Regions from separate parts of the Homo sapiens genome. Here region 1 is linked to region 2. The links are chromatin contacts, found by Hi-C in ENCODE. All regions are on one chromosome and are shown on one strand. Each heading gives the region's core, a stretch centred on a gene start or an enhancer-like site at or near the end of the contact. The rest is flanking DNA. Distances are from core to core; before and after follow the strand shown. Region 1 holds the start of ROPN1L (rhophilin associated tail protein 1 like). Region 2 holds the start of NSUN2 (NOP2/Sun RNA methyltransferase 2).

Region 1 (3,464 bases), core at 960-3,459, 3.8 Mb after region 2:
TTTTCAACATTGAATCCAGAATGTTCTTCTTGAGATCCAAGTCAGATCACACCAACCCTCAGAACTCTCCAATAGACGACCATGGCACTCAAAAGTCCACAATAGCCTTCAATGCTGGGCAAAACATGAAGCACCCCTTTTCTCCCTTCTCTGACCCCATCACCTCTGTGTTCACCCTGCTCCTGCCGTCCTCCCTGCCTCCAAAACAGGTCAGGCCTTCGTGCCTTTGCACTTACTATTTGCAATACCCAAATGTTCTTCAGGCTCTTTAGCCTCTTCATTTCTTTCCTGAAGTGTCATTCTCACTGAGGCTTATCTAAAGCTGCAGCTACTGGGGCATTCCTGTCTCATCTCCCTGCTGTATTTTGTACTCCCGGCTCTCTTTTGTACTTTTAAACATACTATATGGTTTACCTTTGTTGTTTATATTTGCATGTTGTTTCCCACTTGAATGTAAGCTCCAAAGATTTTATTTTTTTAAACTGAATTATTACTGTATTCCCAGAACAATTCCCTGGCAAATATTTGGTACTCAATAGTAATGCTAAGTTAGTAAATAAATGATGAATTTAGAATCAAAATAATGTGTCTATGGCCAAAATAAAACCTGAAATCCCTGTCCTATTTCCCAGAGGTAACTGCTGTTAATAGTTTAGTTGTGTGCTTCCAGACATACCTTCACAGAATCATTTATCACAATAAAGGTGTCATACTATGCAGATTGTTTGACAAGATGCTTTTTTTCACTTTACACGGGCATCTTTTCATACCATTGTGTGGCCAGGCCATGATTTGTTTTCCAAAAGACATTTACCCAATTTATATGGTGAAGATTTTTGTCCATATTACTTTTTATAGTATTTCTGTAGGGTAAGTTCCCAGAAGTAATATTGCACGATCATCGAAAAATTTTAGTGTTACATTACTGCCCCATAAAGGTACTAATTAACATCCCTCTCAACAACATAGAAGATTCCTTTTTTTTTTTTTCTTTTTTTGGGTGGAGGGGGGCGGGGACAGAGTCTTACTCTGTCGCCCAGGCTGGAGTGCAGTGGTGCCATTTCTGCTCACGGCAACCTCCACCTCCCGGGCTCAAGCTATTCTCCTGCCTCAGCCTCCCAAGTAGCTGGGAATACAGGCACGCGCCACTACGCCCAGCCAATTTTTGTAGAGAAGGGGGTTTCACCATGTTAGCCAGGCTAGTCTCGAACTCCTGACCTTGTGATCAGTGCTGGGGTTACAGGCGTGACCCACCGCGCCCGGACGGATTTCTTGTTTTCATACTGTCATCAACTTTAAATACAAGTATTTTCAGTTTTTGCCAATGCTGTTAATTTAGAAATGTGTATGTATATATTGTCTGGTGGGTGTTTGGATGGAAACGATCAAAATCGGGCAACTTCCCCAGTTTCCTTGAAGGGAGTGCTTGCCATCGGCCCCTCTGGGAAGTAGCTCTCCGTAGTTCTCCATCTTCCTGTTTTGAGGAACGCAGGAGGAGGTGGATCTGGAGTCTCATCCATTCGGTGGCTGTTAACGGCAACTGCAGCAGCCAGCCAGGTCACCCCCTAAAGCAAAGTTAACCCCTTGCATGGTGCCTTGGTCAGCACCCACCAAATTCGAGGTTTCTCCTATCCTTCGACTCGAGGCTCTTTTGACAGATGTGATTTATTTCCTCCTAGAGCCAGTCACATTGGCTCAAGCAACCTATCGTAAGAAAACAAATACAATAGTGTTTTAGCTGGAAACTGCCCACTGTCTAAGCGGCTTTTTAAATTAAGAACTCAGGTTCACTACGGGATGGCTTAGGCCAGGGAACAGCATGTGCGAAGTTCGAAGCCCGAGAAGTTTGGAGGAGCGGCCCCAGGCGCAGGCGGGTCCCGCAGCGGGGCCCGTGCCGCCCAGGCGATCAGCCCCTTCACTTAACCCGCTTCCCTCCTAGCAGGCCCGAGTCCCCTAGCCTCAGCCTCACGCAGCCAGAGCAAGGGGAAGAGGGAGTCCTTCGTGAGTTCGCCGCTCACATTCGGCGGTGGGAAACCGATCCGAAGATGCTTTTGTAGGCGAAACGCTCAGCTCGCGCGGCTCTGAACCACCGGGGAGCAGCGGCTGCTGCTAGTCGGACTACGCCAGCACCTCCTTGTCCAGCCCGGGAGCAGCCCCGCCTCGCTCAGGGCCGCGTGCGCGTGCGCGGCTCCAGGGGCGGGGCCTGCTCGCGTCCCGGGTGCCTGGATACCGAGCGCGTCCGTAGTGGCGGCTGGCGCTAGGGAACTGCAGGGTCTAGGGTGTTGTCGGAGTGGCAGTTGGTCCGAATTTCTCCCGAAGCCCGCGGAGGAGCGGGTAAGAGCCCCGCGAATCCGGCCCCAACCTCGGGAACGGGATGGGAGGCGGCCCTGGCCGCAAGCCCCGCGCTGCTAGCGGGTCCACCGCGTCGTAGCCGACAGCCGCCCTTCTTCCTCGCAGCGCGCCGCGATTCACCAGCCTGGTCCCTTCTGCGGAGAGCGATGCCGCTTCCCGACACCATGTTCTGCGCTCAGCAGATCCACATTCCCCCGGAGCTGCCGGACATCCTGAAGCAATTCACCAAGGCTGCCATCCGCACCCAGCCGGCCGACGTGCTGCGGTGGTCCGCGGGGTAAGCGCCCTTGGCCCGGGGAGCTGTCCGGTCTACATGCCCAAGCCAGACGAGCCCAGAGAGCCCTCCTCCCGGACCAGGGGCCTTACGCGGCACTCAGCGTCCTTAAGAGTATCAGGCAAAACTTTCCCCTTAGCATTGGTGACATCTATACTTGAGTGTTTTATCTAGGAACCATTTCGATTTATCGACTATGAGACCCGAAATCATTGCAAAATGCTCACTTACCTACAACGTAATGGCAACTCAATTGTTTAAAAGTGTTTATGATGAAGATAGACTAAAACTTAACAAAGTAATTGCATTGGGCAAAAAAGTGTTTACATTATGTTAAAAAAATTACACGGTTGCAGTCACTTTGTGAAATGACTTTACAAAGAGGAATATTTTAGCTAAGTTCCTCATCTGCAGAGAGTCCTCTCAGAGCTATGTATACCCAGAGCTGGTTAAATTTATTAGAACCGGAACGACCGTGGTCATACTGAGGTCATCATCCCTAGAGTGCTCAGGGTAAACTGTCCAGCAAATGAAGCTTCACAGTTTATTTTTTGCCACAAACATTCCAACACTTGCCAGGAACAGACATTCATAATCTCAAAGTTACAAGTCAACAGATCTTAGAGGCATTAAAAGAAATCCTCTTGGTTTTACAGGAGAGCTCTTTGCCCCTTTTCAATAAACAGATGTAAAACAAAAACTCACTTTTATGATGACAAGAGTCAGCACAGGTGTAAATTTAATTTAAATATTTTAGTCATCAACATTTCAAATTTTGGCTGGGCTTGGTGGTTCATGCCTGTAATCCCAGCACTTTGGGAGGCCAAGCTGGGAGGAT
Region 2 (3,664 bases), core at 258-2,757:
TTTCTGAAGGCAAAGCAGCCACTCTGCAACAGTTTTGATGTGAGAAAACAAGGGCTGTAAAAGGGAGCTGGCGGAAGTGGTGACATAAAGGAAGAGGCTGGATGTACTAGGAAGAGCTGGCTGAAATCAGTGACTCATAAAGCTGCAAATCGCAAATCGCATGAAAACTTGCGTAGCAATATAATGTTGATAAAAGCACCAGGTACTAGAACATTAGGATGTTTGCAAAGTATACCCAAGCTCTTTAACAGCAAATGCAGTACCAAGAAATATAATTCAAGTGATAGAGATTAATATCCCAAATAAATATTCGGCATGAAGCACTGTGGTACCTACCAACTCAGTGGCTGTGGAACTTCAACTTTCTGACCGTCCACCTCCAGGTCCTCCAATTCCTTAAAATATTTGTTCTTTAAGCAATGGAGAATCTCTTTTGCGTGGCTATTGAAAAATAAGGAAGTTTCAAACTGATCTAAAAAACTAAGTTAATACATTGTATCTTCTTAAATTTAAGACTGCAAGTGTTTTAAAACTAAAACCAACTTTTGCATGGAGAGTAAACATTCTTTAGTCACTACTTTTACACTGTATGCCTTCAAAATTTAAGCAATCCACACTGTTTGAGCCCTAAGAGCAACACTGCATTCCTTCTCTCCTAAGCATATCCTACCGTTAAGTTTTACTTGCGACTCATTTAGAAAGATGTAACTACAAAGATGGAGGGGGGGCGCGGAGGAGGGGAGAACCAAGGGGTTTTATGCATTCTCTATAAATTCTCTTACGTTCCAAAAGGTAAGACCCTCAGCTTCCCTCCTGGAAGATTCCCCAGGAGCCGAATCTTCCTCAGATCTCATTTTCATTTCGTCTTCTAACCTTGCGCCTGCAATACCTCCGTGACCATTTCATTGGACCCTGTGCTCCCCACCTCAATGCTTCCTGAATCCAAACCGCTGAAACGCCACGGTTCTCTGGCACTGTAACACTTGTCGAAGAAAACACCGTCGCCTTTAACCTCCAGCATCCTGGCCCCAACTCCCAAAAAATCAGGCACTGCCTCCCTACCTTTTGTAACCAGTAATTCTTAAAGTGGCCGGGAGCGGCTCCCTGAGAGCGTCCATGAACTGGCCCCACTCGCCCTCGGGCACGATCTTGAGCTCCTGGTAGTAGTGCTCGAACAGCTTGTTCTCCTTGACGATCTCGGGGTAGCCTCCTTCCCAGCCCTGAGGAAGGAAAGAGACGTCTACCCCGAGGCCCAAGGAGCCGCCCCCTCGCCGCCGCCTCGCAGGCCTCGGGGTCCGGGAAGCCCAGGAGGAGCCCCTGGCCCGCCCGCCGGGTCCCGGCTCCTACCGCCTCGCCGCGCTTTCCACCACCCTCGGCGCCATCCTCCGCGTCCTCCGGCCGCTGCTGTTGCTGGAGCCGCCGACCCCGCGACCGCCGCCCCATAGCCCACGCGGCCGCGCACGCAGCACGCAGAAACCGGCCCGCCACGGCCAGAACTCTAGCCCTACACCTCCCGGGACTTCCGGCCGGAAACCAAGGCCCCACGTGTCCGGGCCTGGTCCTTTCGGGGACCTTTGGGGACCGTCCAGGAATAAGCCCAAAGCGCACAACCCGTCTTTCAGAAAAGCGGCGTGACAGGGAAAACAGCGAACAGCTCTAAGGGGAAAAAAATGCTCCAGGAAGCAGCCACAAAGGCGTCTCCGCGCGAAGCGCCCAGGTTTCCCACGCGGGCTCAAGGAGCTCCGCGGACAGCCTGAAGCCGCGCGTGCGCAGAGCGGCGCGGGGTTACTGCGGCCCCGGCGTGGGTGGGGCGCTTGCAGGTCCCTCCCCGCGCAAGTGCTCGCCCCGCCCCCGGGGCCGCACCCACAGCCCCGGCTACCCCGGAGAAGCCTGACTTGAGAACCCTTTCTGCAGAGTCCCGGCAGTGCGGGACTCCGGTAGCCGCCCCTCCGGTAGCCGCCCCTCCTGCCCCCGCGCCGCCGCCCTATATGTTGCCCGCCGCGGCCTCTGGGGCATGGAGCACGCTGCCCAGCCCTGGCGATGGCAACGGCGACGGGGGTGGCGGAGGAGCGCCTGCTGGCCGCGCTCGCCTACCTGCAGTGCGCCGTGGGCTGCGCGGTCTTCGCGCGCAATCGTCAGACGAACTCAGTGTACGGCCGCCACGCGCTGCCCAGCCACAGGCTCCGAGTGCCGGCGCGGGCCGCCTGGGTGGTGCAGGAGCTGCCCTCGCTGGCCCTGCCGCTCTACCAGTACGCCAGCGAGTCCGCCCCGCGTCTCCGCAGCGCGCCCAACTGCATCCTCCTGGCCATGTTCCTCGTCCACTACGGGCATCGGTAACGTCCCCGGCCCCCGGCCCCCTACCCTACTCCCGGCCCGGCGTCCTCTCCGACCCTCCCCTCACTGCCCGGTGCCCTCTCCCCGAAGCCTCCCCCACCCAGATGCCCTCTCCCTGCCAGATCCCCCGGGGCGTCCCCCATCTGCACGGGTGCCCTTCCCCGAGTCCCCCGGCCCCGGGAGTTTGGAAACCAGAAGGGATTCGTCTGGAAAGGGCGGGAAACAAAGGACTGGAAGGGAGTGATGGAAAAAAACATGATGAAACTGATCTGGAAAGAGCCACTCAGTGGTCCTAGGTTTGGTTTCCTTAGCCGGGCGCGGTGGCGCCTGTCTGTGATCCCAGTTACTCGGGAGTCTGAGATGGAAGAATCGCTTGAACCCGAGAGGCGGAGGTTACAGTGAGCCGAGATCTCGCCACTGCCCTCCAGCCTGGGTGACAGAGCGAGACTCTGTCTCAAAATTAAATATATAAAAATAAAGAGTTAAAAAGTAAAAATGTAAAATAAAAATGAAGACTAGATTTTGTTCCCTTAGATCACGACTGTGGGGGCGGGGGGGAGGGGGTTGGCCTAGAGTCTAATGCTGATGGTCGGTCTTGAGGGCCACTGGTTTCTACTCCTTTCTGCCGGTTCCCCTTTTGGTATCTTTGGTGATGGTGGAGCTGTTTTCTCCCAGCCAAGTGATCAGCTGCAACTGGAAACCTGCTGTCCTAAAACTGCCTAGCAGTTTCTCCTTATAGGCTTGATCACTTTCAGAGACTTTCATGTCCACCTTATGCAAGGGACCCCAGGATTGTGGGGGTGGAAAGCCAGCAACCTTAAACCTTAAACAAACGAAGTCTTAAAGATGACTTCTAAATCTTTCAAGGTTTTTGTTTTTTTGAATATTTGAAAACTGGCTGTGTCTGAAATCTTCAAGCCTTCTAATAAGTTGGGGTTCTCTCCAGGTCGTATCTTTTGGCTTTTACACAGCCAAAGCAAACGACAGGTCGAAAGTTCAAAATTAAATTTTAAACGTTTTCATTCAGGCTCTGGAAAGCTTCACAGTTAAAAAGGATGTCTCTACACCCAAGGAAGTTGAACTCACTGGCTGTGTGACTATGGGCAGTTTACCCAACCTTTCTGATTTGGGGTCCCACCTTAAAACACTCACTTCCCAGAGAGACAGGAAGAACTCAGTGTGTGTTTATAAGCCTCTCTTCTTTCTCCTGGTGTCATGCATTCCAGCGAAGAGAAAGTACACAGCTCCACTACTTGGAACCAGTGTTGTACCCAGCACAGTTTTTGGTACCTGAGTTCCCTGAAAACCAGCACCTTACCCTGTAACTGGT

The links. A loop is a pair of places that touch in the nucleus more often than their neighbours do. Pooled maps may share reads with other maps.
Region 1: a pooled map shows a loop between it and region 2 (2.4-fold over the local background). The contact joins the promoter of ROPN1L here to the promoter of NSUN2 in region 2. A Hi-C loop is called at or near these places in 4 of 50 pooled maps.

What each region holds. Positions count from the first base shown.
Region 1 is chr5:10,439,670-10,443,133 of GRCh38, forward strand. It overlaps ROPN1L (rhophilin associated tail protein 1 like), which reads left to right and starts at 2,210. Exons shown (of 5, transcript NM_031916.5): 1 at 2,210-2,629. The coding sequence starts at 2,499. ROPN1L-AS1 (ROPN1L antisense RNA 1) reads right to left here and starts at 2,182. Exons shown (of 2, transcript NR_102746.1): 1 at 2,019-2,182; 2 at 1,066-1,704. MARCHF6 (membrane associated ring-CH-type finger 6) reads left to right here. Exons shown (of 26, transcript NM_005885.4): 26 at 1-719. RefSeq lists a silencer at 2,064-2,323.
Region 2 is chr5:6,631,537-6,635,200 of GRCh38, forward strand. It overlaps NSUN2 (NOP2/Sun RNA methyltransferase 2), which reads right to left and starts at 1,508. Exons shown (of 19, transcript NM_017755.6): 1 at 1,348-1,508; 2 at 1,063-1,220; 3 at 337-441. The coding sequence starts at 1,443. It overlaps SRD5A1 (steroid 5 alpha-reductase 1), which reads left to right and starts at 1,904. Exons shown (of 5, transcript NM_001047.4): 1 at 1,904-2,333. The coding sequence starts at 2,041. RefSeq lists enhancers at 1,604-2,115, 2,116-2,627 and a silencer at 1,751-2,140.